Regions from separate parts of the Homo sapiens genome. Here region 1 is linked to region 2. A link is an interaction called in ENCODE POLR2A ChIA-PET data of the cell type or tissue named here. Cell type or tissue: OCI-LY7. All regions are shown on one strand. Links, peaks and the distances in the headings refer to the core of each region. The heading gives the core; the rest is flanking DNA. Region 1 overlaps PSMD12 (proteasome 26S subunit, non-ATPase 12). Region 2 overlaps LOC105371870 (a long non-coding RNA gene).

Region 1 (14,242 bases), core at 1-5,000, 860 kb after region 2:
TCAGGAGATCTGCCCACCTTGGCCTCCCAAAGTGCTGGGATTACAGACGTGAGCCACTGCGCCCGGCCAAGACTTTAAAATTTGAAATGGATATATAGTTATTCCATGATTGTTCAGTTTTTGTCAAAGTTTCCATTATGTCCAGTCTTGCATATAACTTGTTGTACAACTCTTTTAGGCTCTGAAGAGTGTTGTACTCTATGTTATCCTGGCTCCTTTTGACAATGAACAGTCAGATTTGGTTCACCGAATAAGTGGTGACAAGAAGTTAGAAGAAATTCCCAAATACAAGTAAGTACTTTTGAAATTAGCATGATATATCTCAGTCGAAACACCATTTTGAAAGAAAATTGGCTAACCTAAGTGTATACTTCTGTGTATACTTCTTTTTTTGAGATGGAGTTTTACTATTGTTGCCCACACTGGAGTGTAATGGTGTAATCTCAGCTCACTGCAACTTCTGCCTCCTGGGTTCAAGTGATTCTTCTGCCTCAACCTTCCGAGTAGCCGGGATTACAGGCACCCGCTACCATGCCGAGCTAATTTTTGTATTTTTAGTAGAGACAGGGTTTCACCATGTTGGCCAGGCTGGTCTCGAATTCCTGACCCCAGGTGATCCGCCCACCTCGGCCACCCAAAGTGCTGGGATTACAGGCTTGAGCCACTGCGCCTGGCCTAAGTGTGTACTTCTTAATTGGTTACTGATAGCGTATACTAGAGAATAAAACTAGAGAGGATAACGTGGTGGAATTTTTTTTTAGCATTGCATCAGCAGTAAATGAGATTATAACATACTTTCTTCTAAATTGCTTATCAAGTGGAAGTTTCATATCAGGTCTACATTTGCAGCTTTTGATTAATTATTTGATAGAGTTTCATCATTAGTAGTTTAGAGCTTTGTGATTTTCAGAAATACATACTTGTGAAAATCTATTATATAAAATAGACTTGCTTCATCATAAACACAACAGGCTCTTATTTCTGTTTGTTTCATGAGTACATTTACATTCAGTTATTTCAGAAATTGACAGTGCAGAAGAGAGCAGAGTGTTAAGTGGGAGAATGCTGTATTCTGAACTACTGTGGGAAAAATGGTAATAAAGTTGGTAAAATACACAATAATCATATGGTGTCTCATTCTACTAAATAAAATTTAACGAAAACAGTCTTTGCTGAATTTTTTGAACTTTGCTATTATATTAGTTAATACTTAATTTTTACAGATTTGGAATATTAAGATGTATACAATTTTCAGGGATCTTTTAAAGCTTTTTACCACAATGGAGTTGATGCGTTGGTCCACACTTGTTGAGGACTATGGAATGGAATTAAGAAAAGGTTCCCTTGAGAGTCCTGCAACGGATGTTTTTGGTTCTACAGAGGAAGGTGAAAAAAGGTGGAAAGACTTGAAGAACAGAGTTGTTGAACATGTAAGAATCTGTCATAGAGATGACAATTTTTATTTTAACCTTTAGTGAATTTACTTTTTAGAATTAAATTTTGGCAATTTTGAGCATAAACTATTTCATTTGTCACATTTGATAACCAAATGTTCATTTAGGATGTTATGTGTTTAATTCTTCACTTAGGATATTTTTTTTCTATGCCCACTGTAGTAGTGATGCACATTTGGTGTTCAGATGTTTACTCTGCATTTCCCAAAGCATATTGGAATGTATCTCACTCATCTTGGGTTTTTTCCCTATTTTTGGCTTTTCAGAAAAGATAGCTATATTTTAGCTTGCTTCATTGTGAGAGAACCTCTTAAGAATCCAAAATTTATAGTATATAAACCAGACAGAATTTCCGAAGAATGGGGGCAGGAGGGTGTTTCTCTCTTAATATTCACTAGTCTTGGAAGCAGGTAACATGTCTTAAACCTGAACTTTGATCTTTTTAGTATCACTGCCGTTATGTTGTATTATGTTGCCATTCACTCCTTCATGTAACAAACTTTATTGTGAGCCTTCTGTGTGCCAGACACTTTACAAAGCACCAGGGCACACAGGAGAATAAGACAGTACCCTCCCTAGGCCGGGCGTGGTGGCTCACACCTGTGATCCCAGCACTTTGGGAGGCTGAGGTGGGCAGATCACCTGAGGTCAGGAGTTCGAGACAAGCCTGGCCAACATGGTGAAACCCCATCTCCACTAAAAATACAAAAATTAGCCGGGCGTGGTGGCGCACACCTGTAATCCCAGCTACTCAGGAAGCTGAGGCAGGAGAACTGCTTGAACCCAGGAGGCAGAGGTTTCAGTGAACGGAGATCACACCAATGCACTCCAGCCTGGGTGACAGAGCAAGACGCCGTCTCAAAAAAAACAGACATTACCCATTACTCTACCTTTAATAAGATTAAAAATTATAGGGAAAGACGTACTTATAAATAAAAAGAGTATCAGATATTGTAGTACAAGTATCTAGAGAGCAGAGGGAGGCTTATGGGAAACTTTGGTAGTTCTACATGGAGAAATGATCAGGTCGGATGAATCGATGATTGAGGTGAGGTTTGTAAGAGGAGTGTGAGGTTATCGGGCAGACAGGAACAAGGGAGGGCAGCCTGCGCACCAAGTCCCTCTGAGAGTGAGTGTGGAGAATGCATTTGGAGAGATAGGAGACTAGAGAAGACTAGTAAGGTGAGAGATACATGGATTTTAAATAAGGCAGTAGCCAACGGATTAAAGACTGCTTGGAATGGGATTGTTTTAAGGAAGGAAATCAATAGAATGCAGCCATTGATTAGACTTAAAGCATGAAGGAAAAGGTTAGATTTAAAGGATAAAAGCACAGAGAAGAATGCTTCTCGTGCTTTCTGATGTGTTGGTGTTGCCATCAGCCCTGATAGAGATGGGAGAAGATGTAGCTTCTTCAAAGATTGAGTTCATTTTTCTCCCCACTGTTCCCCCACCTTTTTTTGAGTGCTATTGTTAATAATACTACCAATAAGAACAGTAAAGGGGAGTCTCTGTGTCTTAACTTCAGCACCATCGCCAGTTGAAATTAGGAAATTTAATTTGAAGCTATCTTTAAGTCATTGGAATAATGGTAAAGTGATGAGTATTTGAAATGATGTCTAATCTTTTTTTTTTTTTTTTTGAAAGAGAGTCAGTGTAGCTCTGTCATCCAGACTGGAGTACAGTGGCACAGTCATAGCACACTGTAACCTTGAATTCTCGGGTTCAAAGAATTCTCCCCCCTCAGCTTCCTAGGTAGCTAGGACTATAGGCATGCACCACCATATTCAGCTAATTTTTAAATTTTTTGTGGGGATGGGGTCTTGCTGTGTTCCCAGGCTGGTCTTGGTCTCCTGGCCTCAAACAGTCTTCTTGCCTCAGCCTCCCAAAGTGCTGGGATTACAGGTGTGAGTCCCTGCACCCGATCGATCTCCAATCATTTTTTAGATTTTAGCCTTTAAAACATTTGTGTTATAATTAGAAAATCTTAACTTTAGATTCTTGCACTCAGCAAAAATATTTCAGTACAATTATAATTTTTAACCACTAGTTAAGACAGGCATATATTTTGACTATATATTTAAAGAGCTGTGTAGAATATTCATAGTAATTCAGAATAACTACAGAAACCAAAATATCTAAGTATTTAGTTTTGTTATTGAAACTTAGAACTAGCTTTGCTCCAGTGATGGACTGTAGAAAAATAAAAGCTCTGAGTCTAACATTTTAAGTAAACTTACTTGGATATGAAAATAAATGGACTTTTAGACTTACTGACAAATGTTACGTGTTCTCCCTGCTCTCTATCCTCTCCCCAGAATATTAGAATAATGGCCAAGTATTATACTCGGATAACAATGAAAAGGATGGCACAGCTTCTGGATCTATCTGTTGATGTAAGTAGTAATCAACTTTGAGTTATTTGTAGGCATTCCTTTTGAATGTTGACTTGTAAAAATTGAGTAAGAAAATCAATGTTATGATTTAATTTTATGTTTAGGTAATAGAGTAATAGTTTCCCAAGCAATCTTGAGTACCAAAAACTAACTTAAGTATCAAGTGATCCTAGGTCTTGTTGGAACAGTGTTGTCTTTAGGTCCATGTTTCTATGTTGACAAAATGCATAGCACACAAAGAGGAGTTAACCCAAGTGTGTAGTAATGGCCTGAAAGCCATTTCTGTCCCCAGAAGGATCTGTGACAGTTTAGGTGGTAAGACTCATGGAACATTAGAGTTGGAAGGTTTGTTCCTTGATCAGCTTGTCAGCTCTTGTCACTTATGAATGAGAGTACCAGAGTCCTTAGAAGTCAAGTGTCTTGTCCGTGGTACATACTTGCCAAGTAGCAGAGCATATATTCTAACCCAGCATTTCTGGAAACAAATTAACTGTACCATACTGCCTTTTAAGGGGAAACTTTGTAGAAAAGGGAGTAGACCAACTTGCCGTTGGCATGGATACCAGCAGTATTGAGCTTGCAAGGAGGCAGATTCAAACTCACCCCTGACTGAGTCTACTCAGATTCTATTCATTCCCTAGACTATCAGTAAAATAAGTACTTATTATAGGAAGTCAGCAGTTGCTAACTCTTTTTTTTTTTTTTTTTTTTTTTTTGAGGCAGAGTCTCACCTTGTCGCCCAGGTGGGAGTGCATTGGTGCGATCTCAGCTCACTTCAACCTCTACCTCCCAGGGTTCAGGCGATTCTCCTGCCTCAGCCTCCTGAGTAGCTGGGACTACAGGCGTGTGCCACCATGCCTGGCTAATTTTGGTATTTTTAGTAGAGATGGGGTTTCACCATGTTGCTCAGGCTGGTCTTGAACTCCTGACCTCAAGTGATTCACCCAATTCAGCCTCCCAAAGTGCTGGGATTACAGGTGTGAGCCACCACACCCAGCTGAGTGTTACTAACTCTTAAGAATGAATTCCCCTGCATATTCTTGGATGAAGAGTTCAGAAAATGCTTTTCTGAAGTTTTGTTTATTGTCTGTAATTTATCCTGTCTTAATCCAATTTATCTTTCTCTCTTGCAGGAGTCCGAAGCCTTTCTCTCAAATCTAGTAGTTAACAAGACCATCTTTGCTAAAGTAGACAGATTAGCAGGAATTATCAACTTCCAGAGACCCAAGGATCCAAATAATTTATTAAATGACTGGTCTCAGAAACTGAACTCATTAATGTCTCTGGTTAACAAAACTACGCATCTCATAGCCAAAGAGGAGATGATACATAATCTACAATAAGGGTCTTAGTGCTTTAGAAAAAAGTTAAAATTGGAAGTCATTAAAAAAAGACTGTTATAATGGTGTATATGTTGGGGTTTTTTTTCTAAGCTTCTTTGTCTTAAATTTTAAAATAGTGAATATGTTTGAGACTCCCTTTGACCTTTCAGTTCCCCAAGTTCATTGTTAACTTTGCATTTGCAATTGGTGCAAAAATACAGATTTCTGTCGTCTGAATACACAAAAAGTTGTGTCATAACTTACCCAGATATGTTTTTCTATCATTTGAAACCTTTTTAGCTACTGTTTGTTTTCATTCAACTAACAAACATATTCCAATAATAAAAGCAGTATATACATATTTCCTTTCTACAGTTACCTCTGATTCTCAACATTTTGTGGGGTAGTGATTTGGCAAGTGTTTTTTAAATAAAACAAATCTCATTGTAAAGCTATCAGTCATTTAGTAGAATAGAAAAGCAACATAGAGCATACAAGAACATTTGGGATAGAGTTGTGATTTGTGAAGAATTTGTACTTTGATATTGTGGCGGAAAGTCTAGACTGAGTGTGTATGCTGGTAAACTGTAGACTTTTTTTTTTTTTTTTTTGAGTCCGGCTGGTTCCAATCACAGTAGCTTGATTGCTTTCAGCCCTCATCCTCTCACTTGATCAGTTGTTCAACAGAATCAGCTGACATAATTGACACAGTTTATTGGGTGTTAAGTCCGCTCTATAGGGATAGTGACTACTTTTTTTTTTTTTTTTTTTTTGCTCTTCTTCCTCTCCCCTTTCTTTATATGGGTTTAAATTTAACATAAAGTTGTTTTTATAAGGCTTATTTGTGGCTTTAACTTGTAAGTCTGATTACATCATTATTGTTCCAAATTCATTATCTCTGTAGGAACTTTTAGTTCCATTATATGAACACTGGATAACCTAATTTTTTTTAATGCTTTAAAAAAATGGCAAAAAGACGTCAGGCCACCCTCATAGTAAGTGGTGTAGTATTAAAATATTTTCACGGAATTAAAAGTAGCTTGCTGTCAAAGAAACACCTGAGATGAATTGGTGTGAACGAATTTTGCAAGTTTAATTTGATTTATTTCAGAGAAAATAGAAAAAACAATGTTAGAAGGTTATTTAAAATGATACTTAAATAAAGAAAGTGTGAGGTCTACTTTAAAAAAATTCAAATGAAGAGAAAAAGAAAAACAGCATTCTAGAAATGGCATTTCTCCTAATTAATTTTCCACTTAATGGAAGATTATCAATTGTCCTATTTTATGATCCCAGGACTGAAGACAGTTGTGGGATATCTGTCATATTTATCCTGTGAGTCATTGTGAATAATGACATACAGTACTGAAGTAATCTGATTTTATTCTTTGGAAATTCAATGCATTGGTCACACTAATAACATCAACATCTGCTATCACTTATCTTTTTAAAACTAACCAAAAAAGGCCGGGTGCAGTGGATCCCAGCACTTTGGGAGGCCAAGGCGGGTGGATCATCTAAGGTCAGGATTTCGAGACTAGCCTGGCCAACATGGCAAAACCCTGTCTCTACTAAAAAAAATACAAAAATTTGCCGGGCGTGGTGGCGTGTGCCTGTAGTCCCAGTTACTTGGGAGGCTGAGGTGGGAGAATTCCTTGAAGCCAGGAGGCGGAGGTTGCAGTGAGCCAAGATCACACCATTGCACTCCAGCCTGGGTGACAGAGTGAGACTCCGTCTCAAAAAAAAAAAAACAAAACTGGAAAGTTCAGAAACAGAAGTTCACACTAACAGAGTATGGTTTTAATTTTCCTTTGAATGAAAAGGATAGAAGATAAAATTGTGTATTGTTAACATGTAAATAAAATTGGAGCTAATTTGAAACTAGCTTCTCAATAACTTCATCTTTCTAGAGACTCATTACCTGTGGGCTTGTCAAACCTGGACTATTTGGCCAAATAGGTTGCTATAGAGATTGCAAGTGTTCCTCCTCTTTATTTTTTTCATATTTTTTGAGACGGAGTTTCACTCTTGTTGCCCAGGCTGGATTGCAGTGTCACGATCTCGGCTCACTGCAACCTTTGCCTCCCATATTCAAGCAGTTCTCCTGCCTCAACCTCCCAAGTAGCTGGGATTATAGGCGCCTGCCACCACACCTAGCTAATTTTTGTGTTTTTAGTAGAGATGGTTTCATCATGTTGGCCGGGCTGGTCTCAAACTCCTGACCTCAGGTGATCCACCCGCCTTGGCTGCCCAAAGTGCTGGGATTACAGGCATGAGCCACTGCACCCAACTCCTCTTTCGTCTTTCTTTAACACACACTAGGCTCTTTGTGTATTATGATTCAGTGCTATTTGTAACTGTGTCCCAGTGACCAAATTGCACTCGACTCGATCAGCTGTTCATCCATTTCGTGTTTTTTCCTGTCAAACATTAATCCAGCAAATATATGAGGTATTTACCAATTTATTTTCTTAGTATTACAAAATAATTCATTAGCATAAAGTACAATAGTGAAATATTTGAGTTGTTCGGAACCTCAATTAATCCTGTTTTACATTTCAGACCTAAAGCTGGCAATCAGGAGAAGAAGCACTTTGTTTTAAATGTGGAGAAGATAACACTTGATTCCATTTCATTGTCATTAGTGTATTAACCAGCAGGAGAGGTGATGAGCCATTTTTCAAATGAAATACCTTTTATTTCCATATAATTTTTTTATTTTAGAGTTCAATAGCTGTTTCTATGATTATCCTCAATTTCCATATGTTACTGAATCTGAAAAACATCTTTAAAATTCAAACAGTTCCATTTTCTCTCTTGTAAGTGTTAAATGTGATAAAAGTACATATTTTAAATTGTTTTCAGCTCTTGGATATAGCAGCAATAAAAACACTAATTTGTGGGTATTTAAGAAAACCTGGAGAATAAACTCATACTTTAAAAGATCACTTCTCTTTTCAGTTCTCATTGTCTGAAACAAAAAGCCATAATTTTCATTTTTACCCCAAATCATCTCTCTCTAAACCTACTTTTTTGTTTTGTCTTTTAAGACTTTATTATATTTTTAGAGCAATTTTAGATTCACAGCAAAAGTAAGTGGAAGGTACAGAAATTTCCCATATCCTCCTTGCTCTCACACCTCCCTCATTGTCAACATCCCCCACAGAGTGGCACATTTTTTACAGCTAATGAACCTGTTTTGACACCATTATCACCCAAAGTCCGTAGTTTACGGTTCATTCTTGTACATTCTGTGTGTTTGGACAAATGTATAATGGCATGTATCCACCATTATACTACCATAATACTTCACCGCCCCACAGTTCTCTGCCAGTTCATATCTTCCTGCAAATCCCCTGACAATTGTGAGTCTACGGTTTCCATAGTTTTTCCCTTTTTCAGAATGTCATATAGTTGGAATCACAGTAGGTAGCCTTTTTTTTTAGATCGGCTTCTTTCACTTAGTAATACGCATTTCCATTTCCTCCACATCTTTTCATGGCTTGATAGCTTATTTCTCTTTAGTGCTGAGTAATATTCCATTGTCTGGTTGTACCACAGTTTATCCATTCAGCTCCTGAGGGACACCTTGCTTATACATTTTGGCAATTACAAATAAAACTAAACATCTGTGTGCAGGTTTTTGTGTGGACCAAGTTTTCAAATCCTTTGGATGAATCTGAACCTGCCTTTTAAGCGGTGACAAAACACCTTGCACATGTTTCGAAAGCCAGCTGACGGACTTTGCCCCTCCTAAACTCCCGATTTGGGGTTGGTGGCTTAGGCCGTGCTTTATTGGGCACCTGACAAGTGGTTCTTCATCTCAAGGCCCATCAGAATATGCGCGGGGCTTGTTACACACAGATGCTGGGCTCCACCCCCAGATTCACACTCAGTCGGGATGGAGCGGGGCCCACGAATTTTAATTTCTAACAAGTTCTCAGTACCCGAACTACTGGTCCATGGACCGCACTTTGAGAACCACTCTTCTTGACAACATGGGTAGTAAGGACTAGAAAAGAACTGAAATGTGTTGGTGTTTTAGATGTTTAGGGGAAAAAAACATGGATATCAGTTAAGGTACATGTGGCGGTAAAGCTACAGCGAGATGCTCATCCGGAGCCCGTTGTTTTAGGAGTTTAGTGGTTTGAAAGTCTGCTTCCATACTGCCTTCTGTGATGCAGAGAAATGGTCTTGGCATTTTTGAGAGGATATTAAACAATTTTCCTAACTTAGAGCTTTATTTTTTTTTATTTTTTATTGTTTTTATTTTTTGAGACGGAGTCTCGCTCTGTTGCCCAGGCTGGAGTGCGGTGGCGCAACCTCGGCTCACTGCAAGCTCCGCCTCCCAGGTTCACGCCATTCTCCTGCCTCAGCCTTCCGAGTAGCTGGGACCACAGGTGCCCGCCACCACGCCCGATTAATTTTTTTGTATTTTTAGTAGAGACGGGGTTTAACCATGTGTTAGTCAGAATGGCCTCCATCTCCTGACCTCGTGATCCACCTGCCTCAGCCTCCCAAAGTGCTGGGATTACAGGCGTGAGCCACCGCGCCCGGCCCTTTTTTTTTTTTTTTTTTTTTTTTGAGACGGAGTTCCTCTCGTCACCCAGGCTGGGGTGCAATGGCACGATCTCGGCTCACTGCAACCTCTGCCTCCGGGGTTCAAATGATTCTCCTGCCTCAGCCTCCTGAGTAGCTGGGATTATAGGTGTGAGCCCCCATGCTCGGCTAATTTTGTATTTTTAGTAGAGACGGGATTTCACCAGGTTGGTCAAGCTGGTCTTGAACTCCTGACCTCAAGTGATCTACCCACCTCGGCCTCCCAAAGTACTGGGATTACAGGCGTGAGCCACCACGCCTGGCTTTTTTTTTTTTTTTTTTTTTTTTTTGCTTTTGAGACAGGGTCTCATTCTCACCCAGGCTGGAGTGCTTACTGCAGCCTTGAACTCCTGGGCTCAAGTAATCCTCCCATCTCAGCCTCCCCAGTAGCTGGGAGTATAGGCGTGTGCCACCATGTCTGGCTAATTTTTTAAGTTTTTTGTAGAGGCTGAATGTGGTGGTTCATACCTGTAATCCCAGCTACTTGGGAGGCTGAGTCAGGAGGATTGCTTGAACCTGGGAGGTTGAGGCTGCAGTGAGTCATGATTGTGCCGCTGCACTCCAGCCTGGGAGACAGAGCGAGTGTAGAGACAGGGTCTCACTATATTACCTAGGCTGGTCTCAAACTCCTGGCCTCAAGGGATCCTCCCACGTCAGCCTCCCAAAGCGCTGGTATTACAGGCATGAACCACTGCACACAGCCTGGAGCTTAGTATTTAGTATATGGAAAGAACTGAATGACATTTCTTTGAAGTTTCCAAGTTTCATTATCTTGCTATTCTTACTAAATTAGGGACCATGTTTATCTTTGTAATCCATCATTTGTTACATAGTAGAAACTTAAGTGCTTGTTGAATTGCTTAATCTTTTTCAACCCTTCATTATCACACCCTGCTGGAATTTTGTTTCTATCTTCATGTCCAACCTTACATTACTCTGAAAAGTTTTTTCCCAAGAGTATATCCACCGTAAAAAATAGACTGGGCATGGTGGCTCACACCTGTAATTTCAACACTTTGGGAGGCCAAAGCAGGAGGATCCCTTGAGGCCAAGAGTTCAAGATGAGCCTTGCCAAGATAGTGAGATCCCCATCTCTACAAAAAAATTTAAAATGGCTGGGAGGGAAAAAACAATTTGCTATAGCTCAGATTAGCCTAGCATAATGGTACGTACCTGTGATCCTAGCTACACAAAAGGCCCAGGTGGCAGAATCACTTGAGCCCAGGAGGTGGAGGCTACAGTGAGCTGTGATTGTGTTCCCAGACCAAACCACAGGTGGGGCTGCTTATTCTCACGGCCCAGTAACGAGATGTAAATGAATTGGGAAAGAAGGCAGTTTATTTCTGTAACAGGGTACAGGGTAAAGGTCTGGAAAATATCGCCAGACCAACTCAAAATTACAGAGTTTTCCAGAGCTTATATATACCTTCTAAGCTGTGTCTACGTGTAAGTAGCATTCATCTAAAGACATAAGTGATTAACTTTTTTTTTTTTTTTTTTTTGAGACGGAGTCTCACTCTAGGCTGGAGTGCAGTGGCGTGATTTCGGCTCACTGCAAACTCCGCCTTCCGGGTTCACGCCATTCTCCTGCCTCAGCCTCCCGAGTAGCTGGGACTACAGGCACCTGCCACCATGCCCTGCTAATTTCTTGTTTTTTTTTTGTTTTTTTTGTTTTTTTGTTTTTTTTTTTACTACAGACGGGGTTTCACGGTGTTAGCCAGGATGATCTTGATTTCCTGACCTCATGATCCGCCCACCTCGGCCTCCCAAAGTGCTGGGATTACAGGCGTGAGCCACTGCGCCTGGCCATAAGTGATTAACTTCTAATCATTAACTAAGATCTAAGTCCTGAAGACCTTCTGGAGCCTCAGTAAATTTACTTAATCTAAATGGGTCCACGTGCTGGGGTGACTACCCTTATCTTGTCTCCTGCTAAATCACGGAGGTTTGGGGAATTTCTTCAGATGCCCCAATAAACTTGTTTGTGGAGGTCTGGGGAGTTTCTTCAGCGCCCCCCTCCCGCCCCCCCACCCCCCGAATAAAGCTTGTTTAATTCTAAACGGGTACTGTTAAGAATTTCTGCGTTATCTTGTCATGCTTTAAGGCCTAGGAAGGGCCTGGGCAAAACTCTTGATGGGCTTTTATTATGTTCCAGCCTTTGTAGAAGGGCGTTGGCTCTCTCAGCTTTTAATATTGAACTTCACCACTCAGTCAGTGCTGAAACAGTTGTTACAGAGGCCTGCGTTAGTGAGACCTGGCCTGCCACAATCGCACCACTGTACTCCAGCCTGGAGAACAGGGCAAGACTGTCTCTTAAAATAATTTAATTAAATGAAAGTAAACACTCAAAGTCTCTAAAACATTTCCCAAATTGTAGCTTCCAAGATTACATTGGTTTCTTCAAGTTTTCCAACATGAAGAACAGTTTAATAACAGTCTGAAATGCCCTGTTTAAGAAATAGGACTCAGCTTCCCTTTGTAGTTCTTCCACTCTCCGCCCCTCAGATACTTCTAACTCACTGGAAGGAGATATTCTACCACTTTCCCATATTTCTTTCATTTTATTTAGTGAACACTGTGGTCTGCCACCCAGCTAGTCTCCTTCAAGACTGAAAAACAGTCCTGAGAGTGTTAATGACCCATAGCTGAGTGTGTCCTCACCCGCTTCCTCCACTCCCCGTGATCACCTTCAGCTGAAGAGAGCTACCTCCCTTCCAATGACAAATTGATATAAGAATATGAAGTCCTGGTCCTCTTGCTACAATTTGGGACAACTCTGAAGGGCCATTTTAGCTCTGGAGAATTCCCGCAAGATTGACTGAGGCCTCTGTTACAACCATATTGTGGTTCAACTCCTCCCTCTTCCCAATCCTCCTTCCTTCACTTGCTTATGGGAGCTGATCTCCCAAGCAAGCCTCAATAAGCTCTCTGTGCAAATATCCATTTCAGAGTCAGCTTTTGGGGGAAGCTGGTCTATGGAAGCTAGGTCCCTATGATAGTTGGTGCTGGAAGTGGTCTGAGAAAGCTGACTCAAAAAACTGGATTTCATAGCCAGCTTACCAACTGGCCAGCTGGCAGTGAGAACCCCATCACTGGTAATAGGTGGAGCATGTACAGCCCCCAGCATATAGTAGGGGTGCAGTTGTTAAAACTGCTGGTGAACTAGGATGACTGATGAAAGGTATATTATTAGTCCATTTTCACGCTGCTGATAAAGACATATCTGAGACTGGGCAATTTACCAAAGAAAGAGGTTTAACTGGACTCACAGTTGCATGTGGCTAGGGAGTCCTCACAATCATGGTGGAAGGCAAGGAGGAGCAAGTCACATCTTATGTGAACGGTGGCAGGCAAAGAGAGGGCTTGTGCAGAAAGACTCCCATTATTATTATTACTATTATTTTTTGAGATGGAGTCTCACTCTGTCACCCAGGCTGGAGTGCAGTGGCACGATCTCAGCTCACTGCAACCTCTGCCTCCCAGGTTCAAGTAATTCTCCTGCCTCAGCCTCCTGAGTAGCTGGCATTACAGACGTGCTCCACCACGCCCAGCTAATTTTTGTGTTTTTAGTAGAGACTGGGTTTCAACATGTTGGTCAGACTGGTCTCAAACTCCTGACCTCATGATCCACCCGCCTTGGCCTCCCAAAGTGCTGGGATTACAGGCATGAGCCACCGCGCCCAGCCGAGACTCCCATTTTTGAAACCATCAGATCTCGTGAGACCCATTCACTATCACGAGAATAGCACCAGAAAGACCTACCCCCATGATTCAGTCATCTCCCACCAGGTTCCTCCCTCAACACTTGGGAATTATGGGAGCTACAAGATGAGATTTGGGTGGGGACACAGAGCCAAACCATGTCATTCCATCTCTGACCCCTCCCAAATCTCATATCTTCACATTTCAAAACCATTCATGCCTTTCCAACAGTCCCCCAAAGTCTCAGCTCATTTCATCATTAACTCAAAAGTCCACGGTCCAAAGTCTCATCTGAGACAAGGCAAGTCCCTTCCACCTATGAGCCTGTAAAATCAAAACCAAGTCAGTTACTTCCTAGATACAATGGGGGTACAGATATTGGATAAATACAGCCATTCCAAATGGGAGAAACTGGCCACAACAAAGGGGCTACAGACCCATGCAAGTCCAAAATCCAACGGGATGGTCAAATCTTAAAGCTCCAGAATGATCTCCTTTGACTCCATCTCTCACATCCAGGTCACGCTGATGCAAGAGGTGGCCTCCCATGGCCTTGGGAAGCTCTGCCCTTGCGGCTTTGCAGGGTATAGCCCCCCTCCTGGCTGCTTTCATGGGCTGGCATTGTCTGTGGCTTTTCCAGGTGCACGGTGCAAGCTGTCAGTGGATTTACCATTCTGGGATCTGGAGGACAGTGGCCCACTTCTCACAGCCCCACTAGGCCATGCCCCAGTAGGGACTCTGTGTGGGGACTCTGACCCCACATTTTCCT
Region 2 (15,905 bases), core at 3-5,002:
TGTTTGAAGAGGATAGCCAGGCACGGTGGCTCAGGCCTGTAATCCCAGCACTTTAGGAGGCCAGGTGGGCAGATCACTTGAGCCCAGGAGTTTGAGATTAGCCTAGACAACATGGTGAAATCCTGTCTACTAAAAATACAAAAATTAGCTGGGCATGGTGGCACGAGCCTGTAGTCCCAGCTGCTTGGGAGGCTGAGGCAGGAGAATTGCCTGAACCTGGGAGGCAGAGGTTTCAGGGAGCTGAGATCGTGCCACTGCACTCCAGCCAGTCTCACACACATACAAAAAATAATAAAACTTCATGTATGAAGAATTATCACAATTTGATGATTCCAGAAAGTCCACATCAGTGGCTTCTAACATACTTTGTGTCACAAAACCCTATTAGAAATGGATAAATACTGTGATCCTCTACCAAGGAAAAAAGTATGTATATAAACTTTTGTAATCTATTTCAATGGTTCTTGGACTCCTTGAAGTTTATATAACAGAATAAAAAGACTGAAGAAAAATAATGAAGTGCAATGTGTGGCCTTGTTTGGACCTGGTTTACTGCTAACAGTAAAAAGGTATCTCTAAGAAAACTAGGGCAAGTGGAATATGGACTGAGAATCAGATGATTAATTTGTTAATTACAGTTAATTTATTGAGTGTGATAATGACATGATGGTTATGGAAAAAATGTCTACATAGAGATACATACTGAACTTCTGGTGAAACGTGATTTCTGGGATTTGTTTTAAAACACTATAGGATTTCAAAAAGTGGTCAGTGACAACTGAACCAAGAGTGATAAATTTGGCTGGGAGCAGTGACTCAACGCCTGTAATCCCAGCACTTTGGGAGGCCAAGGCAGGCAGATCACTTGAGGTCAGGAGTTCGAGACCAGCCTGGCCAACATGGCGAAACCCTGTGTCTATTAAAAATACAAAAATTAGCTGGGCGTGGTGGCAGGTACTTGTAATCCCAGCTATTTGGGAGGCTGAGGCAGGAGACTTGCTTGAACCCAAAAGGTGGAGGTTGCAGTCAGCTGAGACCATGCCACTGCACTCTAGCCTGGGTGACAGAGCAAAAGTCCATCTCAAAAAAAAAAAAGTGATAAACTTTGATAATTGTCACAGCTGAATGATGGTTGCTTGGGAGTTCATTATTCTCTTCGTATTTGTGTAGTTTTAAATTTCCCATAGTAATTAAAAAAAATCAAGCCTCCCAAAACAGAACTACTGTCTAGATGAATTTTCTTGGGCCTTAAAGGCTTTTTTGTTTGTTTGTTTTTTTGAGACAGGGTCTTGCTCTGTCACCCAGGCTGGAGCACAGTGGGTTGATCTCAGCTCACTGCAGCCTTGAACTCCTGGGCTCAAGCGATCCTCCCTCATCAGCCTCCTGAGTAACTGGGAATACAGGTGTGTACCAATCTGTCTGGCTAATTTTTGCATTTTTTGTAGAGATGGGGATTTGCCATGTTGCCCAGGCTGTTTCTTGAACTCCTGGGCTCAATTGATCCTCGCCTGCCTTGGCATCCCATCACAGGTGTGAGCCACAGCACCTGGCCTTAAAGGCATTTTCCTATTCTTTACCTTCTTTTTCACTTGAACCTAAATATCCGAAGGACCTAGCAAGGTATATCTATTTTTTATTTAAATGAATGATTTCTTCCAGAAAGATCTGGCTGAAGGGAAGAGAGTGCAAAGAAACCATAAGCCTTTCAAGAGCAGGATACTGGTGAGAGAAAATAGATATAAAAAATATATCTATTTTTAATTTAAATGAATGATTTCTTCCAGAAAGGTCTGGCTGAAGAAAGGGAAGAGAGTGCAAAGAAACCATAATCCTGTCAAGAGCAGGATAGTGGTGAGGTAAGAGAAGAATCACAGAAAAGGGCTTGGGACCTGCCAGCGTTCTATCACTCTGTGCATATGTGGTCTTCACTATGTCACCTGGCACCCTCATGAAATAATCGGCTCATTGAACATGAGTTTAAAAACACATGATCTTTTAAAAGAGCAGTTCATCTCTATAGAATTCGGTGATTCTAAATACTAAAGCTCATTAGCCAGTTGTAAAAATTCAATTAATAGCTCATTTATGTGACAGTGTTTTGGAAGCCTCTATCACTTCCTTTCTGGTTTTCTCTTACATGCAACAATGCCAAGGTTACCAGATACATGACTCTCCTCGAGAAGTGAATTAGAACTGAATTAAGATTTTTTTTTTAAGAGAGAGAATCTTGCTCTGTCATCCAGGCTGGAGTGCAACAGCACATTGCACAGGGTAGGAAACAGGACCAGAGATGCAAAGTGACTTGTGGAGGTCACACAGTGAATTAGGGCCACAAGTGGGGCCAAGGAGCAGCCTGTCTCTGGCCAATGTCCTAGTTCCCCCCGGGTAAGTCCCCTGCCCTCATCACCTGTGCCCCTCCCCCCATATGCCACTGCAACTGGGAACCTGCTGGGAGCTGGAGGAAGGATGGGCAGAGGGGCCACCTGGCAGGCGCCCTGGCAGCCAGGGTCATCTGTCTTCTCAGGAGATGTCAGGACCTGGGCAGTCTCCTTCCTCTTTGGTCCTGGGGCCTGGTGGTGGCCCTTGGGCAGACCTACAGAGGCCTGGCTCATAGGTAAGGGGCTGCCGCACCTGCGCCCTCCTCAGCACACACTCTGTGCACTCTGTCTGAGCCAGACCCTGGGCCGGATGCGAGGTTCAAAGAATAAGGCCATTCCCCCACCTCCAGGGGCTCCGCTCAGACGGGCAGGAACCCTCCTACAGGACAGAGAATGTGGAGAGGCCGGGAAGTGCGCCACCGGGAGCCTGGGCAGGAAACGGAGGGGCGCTGCGGGGGAAGAGCGCTGGCATCCAGCCATCCATCCCAGAGAAGCTGCCTGCTGGCTGGCAGGGGCGCGAAACAGGAAACAGCCGTGGTCTCCTGCCCTGTCCGCCGGGTGCCGTTTTCCACCCTGGCCACAAGGCGGCGGGCTGCCGCTGCAGGAGCTCGAGTGAAAGCGGCACAGTCCTAAGGAAGCCAAACCAGGACGACCCGGACAGTCTGGGTGGACCCCCTGCTGCTGCCAAGTGCTTAGAAGCCTTACCTCGTTTAGGGCTCACAACCCTAATCCTTAGGTATTGTGCTTACACCAGAGGACGCTGGGCCTGGGGGAGCGTCCTCGCGTGTAAGTTAAGTGGCTGTCAGCAACTGGCAGGTGACCCAGCAGAGTCCAGTTGCCCTTTCCCTAGTCTCGAAACCTGAGCTCTGCATTGTAACGAGTCGAGCGGAGGGAACATCCAGCAGCGGGCCTACGGAGGCGTGTCTCTTCGTTTGGGCATCCCGGACTCAGTCCTGGCACATGGTGGGCATCAGTGTTCATGGTAATGACATCAGGCACAGCGAAAGAAATCAGAGGCTCCCAAGGTTCAGCGGTCATCTGTCCATCCCCTCCCTTTGGGCTAAAGAACAAACCGAGACCCTGAGAGAGGAAGGGAACTGCCCCTAGATCATCACACAGCTGGTGGCAGATGAAAGAACGGTTCTGAGCATCTCTTTTTCCCACTCGGGCTGCCCCTCCTTGAAAAGTTCCTAAAGTTCAAAATGTCAGGGTCGCCCAGAGTGTTCTGAGGATGTAAGCGTGTTTTTAAAACGTGCTTTATTTTCGATTTCCCTGATTAACACAACCGGATTCTGAAGAGAGAAAAAAAACAACCTCACCATAACCGGACGCCTTTCTGAAACAAACCCATCAATGTTGGAAGCACCCAAACAAACCCATCTGAAATGTTGGAAGCACCCTCAAAGGGAAGCAGACGCCTGAGTTTCACATCCACCCTCTCATCTGACCCCAGGCTCCTGGGAGACTGGCAAGGCTGTTGAGCCGGCGGCAAGCCCGCAATCCCCCGTTCCGTGCCCAGATGCGCTTCGGAATACAGAACAGCTGGGACTTGGAAAGAGACTATGGGGCACACACCTGCTGTAGGTCACATAACCTCCCAGCAGGGCTTGGGGCAGCAGCCGGTCATCGAGCTCATTTGCATTTCTGCAGCAAAACATGAATATTCACACAAGTTTGACAAATAAAGACCATCAACAGCCTCACATCAGTTCAAGCGCAATTTTGCCACCAATTGGATTACGAAAAACTTCTGGGCTTCCAGGCAGCTTTGGAGCTTGGGAATCGCAGATGAGGGACTAGGGGCTTGCACCGCTCCCGTTTCGCGGTTGGGGAGAGGGAGCTCATTCCAAGTCTTCAGACAGAGGTGGGCATCGTGCCCGACGCTGAGCGGAGCAGGTCTCCTCGCGCCCCGGCTCCGTGCGGGCGCGGTCCCCAGCGCGCCACCCCTGTTCCCCGCTCTCCTCCCGCGGCGGGCCGTGCACATCCTGGATGGCCTCGTAGACGGTCTCTGAGTCGCTGCGCGCCAGGGGCCGCGGGCACATCCAGGAACCCGCCACACTGCAGCCTTGAAGCTGCCGCTCCTTCCGAGGTGGCCGGCGGGAGGCGAGACGGCGGCGCGCGCCAGGTAGTCCAGGGACTGCGCAGGCCGCAAGTACAGGCAGGCGGGCAGGCCGGGCGCCAGGCTGCTGCGCTGGGTCGCGGCGCCGCGTTGCGAAGGGCCGCACAGGGAGCTGGCGCGGCCTCGGGGCTCCGCGGGGGTGCTGTCGGGGCCCGCTGCCGCCGCCGCGCTCACAAGCCGGTAGTCGTAGGTGAGCGGCTCGGGGGCCGAGGGGACTGTTGGGGGGACCTGGCGGCGCGGCAGTGGCAGGTTGTCTCGTCCGGGCGTTCCCGTTCGCGGGGAGGTCATTTGCCCAGCGCAGGCAGCTCGCGCACGTACTGCGCGGGCAGGTAGAAGGGGTGGCCGCCAGGCTCGCGCCGCACGTGCCACCAGTGCTCCGTGCTGCGCCGCAGCAGCCAGTAGCGCTCATTGGGCCAGATGGCCACGCGGCGCCAGTCCTTGCGGGTATACTCGAAGGGGTGCTCCACCACCAGGTAGACATCCCCCTCCACATACGCCGGCATCGTGGCCGCGGCGTTTTTCTGCAGGCAACAAGGAGGAGGGCCGTGGAGGTCAAGACCACCGAGCCTGGAATAGCCCCGCACTCGGGGACAGACTTGGGTTCGAGTCCCGATGCTGCATTCGCCGTTCGCCTTCGGGCCTGAGTTTTTCCATTTCTAAAATGGGGACTTGAATAAAATCACATGTAAGGCTTCCATTCTTACACTCAGTGCTGGAATTACGACAACCTCTTCATTCCGTGGGGTTGATTCTAAGATTTCAGCCTCGCTTCAGTCCTGCGGTGGGGAGATTGTGGGTAGTCTTGGTCCAAATCGACTGCGAGGGAAACTTTGGTTTTAAAACGAGGGGTGATTGCCCGCTCTGAGGTCGACACCACGCTTACTCAGGTGACTGAGCCTTAGTTTTCCATCAGTCAAGTGGGAAGAGCAGCCCATTGCCAGCCGCTCCCCGGGCCCTGTCCCGCCTGGACGCCTCCCGCCCGCAGAGAATCCGCAGAGTCCCGTAGCACCGCCTCCCTCCAGGAGCCTGCGCCCCGGCCCCTGGGTCAGGGTTGGGATGCGGGCTCTGCAGACGCCCCGGAGAACAGCTTTACCTGCGGGCTGTCCCTGCCCGGTTTAGTCCAAGGGCCTCGGTGTGAGGGCCTCCGCTGTCAAGGCGGGGGAACCGGTTCTCTTGGTTTCTCTCTCCTTCCCCAGAGGCTTCAACGCAGACGTGAGCCCCAGCCGGGCCCGCCCCGCCCCCTGCTCTCCGGCTCTCACACCGCACCCCCCCCGAAAAAGGCTGCCCACCTGCCCTGGGACCCCCCGGATGCCTCCACGAGAGTGGCCCCTGGAGAATGCACTCTGAGACAGTGACTATCCGTGCGGAGTCCCAGAGCAGGGGCCCCCAAAGCTCTCCGGAGTGGTCACAAGCCCCGCTCCCGCCCCGGCTCCAGTGTGTCAGGGATGGGGGAGAGCCTAACTAAATCTGCCTGCACCCCTCCACCAAAGCCACGAGTCGGTGGTCTTCTCCGGAAGTGCATGGCCCCTCCAAGCTCCCACACTGACCACATCTCCTCCTGCCTCCTAAGGTGACCCGGACCAGGGGCCAGGAGACCGCCGCTTGCCGAGGCTGAGGGACTGAAGGAGCAGGGTCCAACCAGGCCCCCCGTAGGGCTCCTTCGCCACTTTCTCAAGCGTTCCTCGACGAGGAAAAAGTGTAAACTGAGTCACTAAGCACACTGGGTCCCGGAGGCGGGGTCATCGAGCTGCCCAGAGCTGGACCAACAAACCCCAAGGAGGACACTGCCCCGGCGCCCCTTCCCCATGGACCCCGCAGCGCACTCACGTCGGCTGGGCGGGCCTCAGGGAGCCCAAGGGCCGGGGGGGGCCGAGCCGGCAGGTTAGGCCCCGACCATCGCCCTGGGCGTGGCTTCCAGGGGCGAAGCCGGAGAGGCTGCACGGAACCGGAGCTGGCAACGGGAGCTAAGAGGGACAGGGACACTCAGGAGTGCTGTCACCGATACCCAAAGCAGCTGTGTCTGGGCGGGGCGAGGAGGGGCCAGAAGGCCTCTGCTGGGGACCTTGGGGGCATGGGGAAGACAAGGCCCGAAGCAGAAGGCCGGGGCCTGGAGCCGGGAGGGCTGCGTCTGAAGGGGTGCTGGCTGATCGCTAGCAGAACCCAAGGAGGGTGGGGCCGCCCCTGCCCGGCCTTCCCCCTTCTCCCCTCACCTGGGGATTTGCTGTCCCTGCGTCCCTGCGTCCCTCCCGCACGCGGCTCTGGGAATGCTGGGCTGGGGCTGGTTGTCTTGTCCGGGCGTTCCCGCTCGCGGGGAGATCATTTGCACCCTGAATCCCCCACTGCGAGCACTTCCAACCGGACTGCAGACCGCCAGCTCCGGGCCCGCCTCCCTCACCAGGGCCTTTCCCCGCACAGCCCGGCCGGGCTTGGAAAAACTCCGAGCGGGATTCCCAGCGCAGGGACGCCCACCAGGCGCGGTGTCTCGGGCTGGATAAGAAGGGGACCCGGCCACGGCTCCTTCCCCGACCTGGGGGCACACAGAGAAGGAGAGAGATTGGTGGGGGGGGCGGGGTGCCGGGAGGATCCCTGGAGCGCAGGAGCGCACCAGTCGCCAGGAGGTCTCCTGCGTCCACCGCCCAGGCGACGCAAGATACAGAGGCGTCAACGCCTGGGTGGGCGTTGGGGGCCTCCCTGCTGCCCTCCAGCCCAATGGAGGGCAGCCCTTCGCCTACCTTCTCCTTCGCGTGGGATGCGGCCCGCGCAGATCCTGCCCCAGCGCGGAACTAAGGGGAGCAGGCGCGCGGAGCTCCCAGGTGCGGACCAGCCACCTGCCGCACCCTTTCCTCCCCCACCCTGTCCCCTTCCCCACCCCCTACCCCCACCCCTAACCCCACTTCCCACCTCAACCCCCGCTCGGCGCCTCACTCCCGACCCTGCCTGCCCGGGCAGCTCGGGGCGTCCGCTCGCCGGCCTCGCCTCCACTTGCCCCGGCAGGCGCGCGTGGGCTCGGCGTTCCGCGCTCCCTCCTCGACCGCGCGGCTCCCGCGCTGCCAGGTTTCCTGTATAACAGTATAACCAGGGAGGCACCGGCGGAGAGCGCCTGGCAGAACTTCCCGGACTGGGTCTGGGCTGCAGTTGACAGAGACAATCCCCGGCGCACTGGCTTCCTGGCGCCGGGCCAGCGCCTGAGGAGCGAAGACGCCACCCCCTCCCCTGCTGCACTTCCCGGGATCCTGGGCCACACCTGGCTGTCTCCAGGGAGGAAGAGGCCGCGGGGCTGAGATGGTGGGACTGGGGATGGCGGGAGTCTCCCCCGCAGCTTCTCCTGGCCAGATTGCCTTCCCACCATCCCCCAGTCCCTCTTGATCCTTGTGGGGAAAGAGGGCCACCCTCCAATCCGTCCACAGGGTAAGCTCAGAACAACCTCCTGGAGGCCAGGAGTCCAGCCCCAGGGCCCTCTGCCTTGGAGGTCTTCTGTTTGGGAATTATCTGCCTCTCTGGACAAGCTGCCTTGCCCTGATCTGAGCCTGCGCTCACTCCACACATCACAAGCCCCAGCCCCAGCAGACCCCCTGCCCTCAGGGGCCCCAGGAAATTGTTGTGCCTGTGGACCTGGCTGTGTGTGCGCAGAGCTGGCTGATTCAGGCTAGTGTTCTGGGAGGAAGAGACGCCCGCACCCCAGGCCATGGCCCCTCTTGACACCACCTCCTGGGGGTCCAAGGTTGGGTGGGAAGCTGAATCTGGCCACACTCGTTCTGGAACTCCCTTATCTCTATATGTTTGCCCCCGCTAGGCGTTGCCCACCCGTTGAATCCACACTTACTCTGAGAATCTCAGTGTGTCTGAGACCTGGTGGCACCTTGGGACCCTCCAGGGTGGGCACACAGCAGAACTCAGCATTGGTCTAAGCATTGACCTGCTTAGAAAATAGTGACTGGAGGAATCTTCTCTCCCTCCCTACCTTTTAGGTCTCTCCCCACCTGCACACAGCCAGGCAGCGGCTGGCAGTAGTGATGGTCTTTGCGTGGGGTCAGGCATGTATGATGCCCCACTCTGCTGCCTGGTAGGCCTTGGGAGTTCTGCCTTATCTCTGCAGCTCAGCTTTCTTTCCTATCAACGGGATAGTAACACCCACCTCACTGGATTATTGGGAAGATTAAATGAGGTCCACTAAGCAGTGCTTACCACATGCCTAGCGCACACCATATATCAGCCTTTTTTTTTTTTTTTTTTTTTTTTGAGACGGAGTCTCGCTCTGTTGCCCAGGCTGGAGTGCGGTGGCACAATCTCAGCTCACTGCAACCTCCACCTCTGGGTTCAAGTGATTCTCCTGCCTCAGCTTCCTGAGTAGCTGGGATTACAGGCACCCGCCATCAGCTATTTGATTTGAGCTATTATTTGAGCTCAAATCAAGGAAACTTGACTTGAAAATTAAATGATTTCTTTGCTTTATAAGTTAAAAAAATGGTTTAAAAGTTTAACAAATGGTTGAACTAAAATGAACAGAGCCTCAGTGACCAGTAGGAGAATTCTGAGTCTACCATACGTGTAACTGTAAAAGGAAAGGAAAGAGATATTTTGGCAAGTAACTCCTTGGCAAATATTTGGCAAATATCAAAAGAGGCTGAATTAAAATTCTGGTAGAATTTTTAAAATAAATTGACAGGTGAATTCTAAGATTTATATGTATACGCAAAGGATCTAGAATAGTCAGGACAATTTTCATAAAGACTAAGAAACTGGAGGATTTGTTTTACAGAACCTCAAGTTTTAATATAAATATACACTATCAGGAGACACTAGTATTGGCTAAGGAAAGAAAAATAGACCAATAGCATAGAATAGAGATTACCGAACTAGACATACACACATATATGTTTAATTTACTTTTGATAAGATGCCAAGCAAATCTATGGGTAAAAGAAAGAGTTGCCACATGGTGCCGAACTATATTTCCATATATTAAAAAAATAAACCAACCTTCCATGAAATGCAAAAATTAACTGAGTGGATAATAAGCCTAAACAGAGGGCTAAATAACTGTATGTCTTCTAGAAGAACGCATTGGAGAAATTACTTCTGACTTTGGAATATGCAAATGTTTCCTAAAGAAGGCACAACACCTACAAAATGTGTTTTAGAATGATAAATTGATTGTATTAACATTGTAAACTTTTGCTCATCAAAATACGTGGAAAAAATAAAAAGGTGGCCGGGCGCGGTGGCTGACGCCTGTAATTCCAGCACTTTGGGAGGCCGAGGTGGGCAGATCATGAAGTCAGGAGATTGAGACCATCCTGGCCAACATGGCGAAACCCTGTCTCTACTAAAAATACAAAAAATACAAAAACAAAAACAAAAAACATTAGCTGGGCATGGTGGCAGATGCCTGTAGTCTCAGCTACTCGGGAGGCTGAGGCAGGAGAATCGCTTCAACATGGGAGGCAGAGCTTGCAGTGAGCCGAGATGGTGCCACTGCTCTCCAGCCTGGCAACAGAGCGAAGTCTCTAAATAAGTAAATAAATATCAAAAAAATAAAAAGCCAGAGACAGAAAAAAATTATTTGTACTATATGCATACCTGACAAGTGACTTCTATCCAGGACATATAGTTTTTCTACAAATCATTAATAAAAAGACAACTTAAAAATGGCAAAGTAAGTGAGCCATATTGGCTTTCAAGGGCTATAGGATATTACGAGCCTTATATAAATACACAGATACACATTATTAAATATTTCATTGACATTTTCATGAATAAACCAGAAAAGCAACTTATTAGTTTAAGATCAAAATAATTGGAGTCAAATAATTCCAAATTATAACTATATTTTTGCCACTTCCTCAAAAGCCAAAATAGAGATGAGATTATTTTATTTACTACTTCATGTATTTTCTGATAAAAAGAAAGGTGCATATTAAATAGTATTTAAAAATAACCAAAGGACATGAAATTAGTATACCAAAGGGATAGCCACACCCCCATACTTATTATATAGCATTATTCCTAATAGTCAAGATATGGAATCAACCTATATGTCCATGAAGAGATGCTTGGATAAAGAAAATGTGGTCTATATACACAATGGAATACTATTCGGTCATAAAAACAATGGAATTCTGTCCTTCCTGGCAACATGGATAAACCTGTAGGACATTATATTAGGCGAAAAAGATCAGGCACAGAAAGATAAATACTGTATGTTCTCACTCAAATGTGAGACCTAAGTAAAATTTAAGCTCATGAAAGTAGGGAGTAGGATTGTGAGTATTAAGATGCTGGGAAGGGTAGGGAAAAGGAGGATGGGGACAGTTTGGTTAATGGATACAAAATTATAGCTAGATGGAATGTTTTATGGTGTTCTACAACACTGCAAGGTGAATATGGTTAACTGTAATTTATTATATATTTTCAAAAAGCTAGAAGAGAGGATTCTGAATGTTCACAACACAAAGAAATGATAAAGTGATGGATATGTTAATTACTCTGATTTGATCCTTACATATTGTATAGATATATCAAAATATCACTCTGTATCCTGTAAGTATAATTACTGTGTCAACTAAAAAAAGGAAAAAATAAGTATTCTATACATTGAACAACGATAAAAAGACATTCAAATTGGCATATACATATATCTGTTTAATAACTTTAGCTACATTATATGCTTTACTAAGCATTCAAGTCTTTTCATTTTATACTCAATTTATACTCTCATTTCTCAATACAAGCAATAAAGTTTCATTAGCATCCTGGTATCTCATAATTATCAATAATTACTATTTATTAAGTTTATAGTCTATACTACCTTGTTGGTAGACACAAACTATTTTGAGACAATTTATAGTAGGGTGGAGAACACTTAGAAATAATGTTTTGCCAATAAATCTATGGAGGATTCATCACAATGGAGGAAATTAATTGGAAGGTTCAGAGGAACATTCAGTTCTTTATCTGGATGGAGTATGGTAGCAAAGGAAATTGTTCATGTTAATAATCGATACAGAGCCTTTGCTTTTAAATGTTATGTTATTGTGGATTATGCTGTGCTTGGAAATAAAAGTCACCATCCATACTAATAATTATCATAGTGACTAGAGAATCAAGAAGAAAAATACTACAAAATAAAGTTTGACTATGTAAAAGTAATAGCAACCCAGAGTAAACTCATATGAACTCCTACCTATTCAATGCCTTAAAAACTATTTATCTTATTAAATGTGTTAAACATTTGCCATAAATTATCATCCCAAATTTTATAAATGCTAAGCCTTAACATTGACTATGCATGTGTGCTTATCAGCTCATGTAACTCATTATTTTTTAAAATTCCACTTATGAGAGCGAAGGCTAGTTCAATTCTCTACATGGCAGGGGGTTAGAGATAGGGTTAAACTGACAGATTAATTTTCCAACTTCTATCAGAATTGAGTCTCAAAATAGGAGTAAACTTCAGTTATTAAATATGAAGAAAGTTATATCTGATTTAGTTCCTGCCTGCTTTTCTTTCCATGAACCAAATTCTATTCTTCATAAATTCTACCCACTGGTGAGGATTATGCAAATGGAGAAATATGTACTCTACATTGGAAAATAATCTGTCTACCCTCTGATTTAAACTGCTAACTATTCTAAATGTCTTACACTATTCTCTGCTAGTCAGATTGGATCTCTTGTTATCTGTCCAAAATGGTAACTGAAGTTACTGAACTCTAAACATTTTTTATTCATTGAATGCCATTGCAAAACCTTTTAAACATCACTCATCTTGGGTTCAAACATCCCAGCATCCTTACAAATAAACTTTCCTATCTTGAAACTAAATTTCTTTTTGGTAGCTTTAATTTAGTCTTAAACTAAAAACAGAGTTTATTTTCTGATAATCACCTGTTTCTACATCACATTCATATTTGAAAATGTGTCATGAACTAATAATGTATAGCATAATAATTTTAACATTTAATTGCATTGATCAAAAATACACCTTTAAAAATTGGCAAATCTTATAAAATTACAATAAATCACTTTCTAATGAATGCATAAATCTTATATAACGTTTTCAAATTTGAGATTATAATGAAGAATAAATTTTCATGTGGTTTTAGATTTTAACTCTTAATTTTACTTTTATAATGTTTGAAATTGAAGTTTGACCTCATGGCTAATTATTCTTAGTTATACTGTATTTTACAGTATTTGAGATATCTGAAAAATCAAGAATTTGTTTTTCTAAGGGCTCTGTGGTTTTGAAATAGGATTGTCATACTCTACACCATAATTATTTATGTAAAATCTTAATGTAAATTTGCATTAGATGTGGGTTATTAAACTAATTTAGGTATGACAGCTATACTATTCCAAATAATATGAATTCCAAAATTCTGTTTGGAATGAAATTCAAGAGCAATGAGAACTTGACATAAAGGCTAATTTTATAATAATCATCGGTTGATAAGGCATTAGAAATATTAATTTTCTGTACTTTTACTATGACTCATTGGAACATAATCTCAATTATGAATCCACATTCATATACCAAATAATATATATTAATATGCACAGTTGATCATGGTGGAAAATATACATATATTAGTTTCTGAAGAGTTTTGAAGAAACCAATAATAAAATGCTAGAAAATATGTATGAAATAACCAGATAGATGATGTATTAGAAGGCAAGGAGGAGCAAGTCACGTCTTACATGGATGGCAGTAGGCAAACACAGAGAGCTTGTGCAGGGGAACTCCTTTTTTTAAAACCATCAGATATCGTGAGACTTATTCACTATCATGAAAATAGCACGGGAGACTTGCCCCCATGATTCAATTACCTCCTACCGGTTCCCTCCTACAACATGTGGGAATTCCAAATAAGATTTGGGTGGTGACACAGTCAAGCCATATCAAATGGATAGATATAGACATATTTTATACATCTTTTAAATGTGATGCTTCCTGTTCACTTTTGGCACAGGCTGTAGGTCTCAAACTAATGCCAAAAATACCCCTATTATAGTTACTGAACCTTCATAGGGTAATCATTCTAGTTTGCTCAGGATAGCATCAGTTTATGCTCATGGAGTAGAAGACAGAATATTGCTGAAGTATCAATTCCCTCCATTGGAGCCAAGTTTGAAGAGGCTTTGTGATAAGATTTAATGGGGTGCTGGGCGCGGTGGCTCACGCCTGTAATCCCAGCACTTTGGGAGGCCAAGGCAGGCAGATCACCTGAGGTCAGGAGCTTGAGACCAGCCTGGCCAACATGGTGAAATCCCCTGTCTACTAAAAATACAAAAATTATCCAGGCATGGTGGCACACAAGGCAATTATCTATAAACCCTGTGACAAGACTGGTAGCCTCAATTTTCCTCTCATATATAACAAACATAACTCATAATTTCCTGTGGTTCCCACTGACCAAGCTCACTGACAGCCCAGAAGACTTGTGCTGGAAGAGCAGCATTATTAGTAACCTTCTCTTCATACCAACTGAAATAAGGAGGAATTAGCTATTTTTTGGCTGCTTGGGTCTTCAAAGTCCTACAAGCTGTCCTTGAATGATTGATACAATACAATTTGCATCTGGAAAGCATTGAAAAAGAGAGGTAGGTTATCACTGGTTACATTATCATATTATCCTCATGTTAAAAAAAATTTTCTGCTTATGTGTATCTCTATATCTTACACTCCTAGAAAAGATGATGGCAGAATTTAAAGCACCAAGTGGTGACTTATCAAACCCATCCCTATTTATTTTAACGCAACTATAAATAATAGTGCTTGGTTAAAAAATCCAGGACAAGGCCGGGCGCGGTGGCTCACGTCTGTAATCCCAGAACTTTGGGAGGCCGAGGCGGGTGGACCACGAGGTCAGGAGATCGAGATCATCCTGGCTAACACAGGTGAAACCCCATCTCTACTAAAAATATAAAAAATTAGCCGGGTGTAGCGGCGGGCACTTGTAATCCCAGCGACCCGGGAGGCTCAGGCAGGAGAATGGCGGGAACCCGGGAGGTGGAGCTTGCAGTGAGCCGGGATCGCGCCGCTGCACTCCAGCCTGGGTGATAGAGCTAGACTCCGTCTCACAAAAAAAAAAAAAAAAAAAAAAAAAAATCCAGGACAAATGGTATATGTATGTATACATTTTTTATCTGAAAATTGTTTATCACATTCACAAATGAAACTATTTGAAGTAATATTGCTGCAGTTTCCATGGAAACAGATATGTGGTTGACATTGGCCAATTAGTTGAGCAATTCATTCCTATAACAATCAAAAAAAGTTTATTTACATGGCATATCAATATTATAACCATCAATTTTCCCTCAATTCTTTAATAATGAAAAGATCAAATTCTGACAAATGTAATTTCAGTTATGAAACTATGTTATATGATGGTGCATTTAAATTGAAATAAAAATTAATTTTGATACTTTACATAAGGTTTTCCTCTTCTGACCCCAGACTATAATATAAAATATTTTTTTCTGGCTAGTGGTATTTGAACTTTATTTAATTTACATGATATTTTAAATTTTTAATTGTTTTTTTCATGGTAGATAGTATTAGTACATATAAGTACCAGTTTTTCAACATACAGAAGATATTGCAGTGGTAACTTACACAGTGACACATTCAAATGTGTATTGTGTCTCACCCTTATCCCCTAGCCAAGAGAACAATTCAAAAGGAGAAATAGCTGCCTGGATTCTCAGAATTATGTGCATAAACTTGCAAATTCAACACTTCTTTGTCCTTGCTGGCATATCAAATTTTCCAAATCTCACTTACACATACTATTGTGGTCCCACTATATCAGTTAACACAGCCTTCCATAACATACTTGTACTATGCATATTTAATCATCTTATAATACGCTTAGTAGAGGAATGTGCCTTGGAAATCTCAGGGCACAGCAAGTGGACAAATGCTGTTACAAAACAACTGCATGTAATTTGGCAATATGCTTTTTTCCTCAGTTTAATTAAGCTCTTAATTTAATTTATAAGCAGCTTTTGCCATTATCACTGATGTCTTTCCAATTCCTTATATACTGACATCCCTGCCTCACTAATGCGGAACTCTTCTTTCTTCATTTACCTCCAAGCAACCCTAAACATAATGAAAATATAAATAATGAAATTGTAAATAAAAATCATTATGTTTCAAAATGCTTTCCAAACACAAAAACTAAATTAACAGTAGAATGCTCTACAGTCCATGCCCTAATTAAACCTTAGTGAGTTTTATGAGCTAAATTGTGCCCACCCACCCCCGCCAAATTCATGTGTTGAAGTCCTAACCCTCAATATCACGGAGTATCTATACTTGGAGACAAGGTCTTTAGAGAAGTACACAATTAAGGTTAAATAAGGTCAGTAGGGTGCGTCCTAATCCAATGTGACTGGCG

The links. ChIA-PET counts read pairs that join two places held together with the same protein. Peaks named below come from ENCODE experiments on the same cell type or tissue, not always from the same donor. Only the 100,000 strongest peaks of a DNase experiment are listed, where the experiment ranks them.
Region 1: POLR2A ChIA-PET joins it to region 2 with 5 read pairs; 2 of 35 experiments call an interaction of 5 or more read pairs at or near these places.

The regions. Positions count from the first base shown.
Region 1 is chr17:67,331,794-67,346,035 of GRCh38, reverse strand. PSMD12 (proteasome 26S subunit, non-ATPase 12) reads left to right here. Exons shown (of 11, transcript NM_002816.5): 8 at 179-291; 9 at 1,256-1,430; 10 at 3,773-3,850; 11 at 4,984-8,120. The coding sequence ends at 5,193. Among named protein-coding and RNA genes, the nearest start is that of PSMD12, 28 kb to the left of the region's middle. In OCI-LY7, for the core only: no CTCF peak of the experiment used is centred there; no DNase peak of the experiment used is centred there.
Region 2 is chr17:68,188,016-68,203,920 of GRCh38, reverse strand. It overlaps LOC105371870 (a long non-coding RNA gene), which reads right to left. Exons shown (of 4, transcript XR_934937.4): 4 at 9,245-15,905. It also overlaps the pseudogene ARHGAP27P2. Among named protein-coding and RNA genes, the nearest start is that of AMZ2, 52 kb to the left of the region's middle. RefSeq lists an enhancer at 2,807-3,623 and silencers at 4,280-4,359, 4,370-4,509, 4,540-4,629. In OCI-LY7, for the core only: CTCF peaks have their summits at 2,757 and 2,956 (motif pointing right); DNase peaks (open chromatin) are centred at 2,670, 2,970, 3,739, 3,993 and 2 weaker places; H3K4me3 peaks cover 2,292 bases; H3K27ac peaks cover 2,488 bases.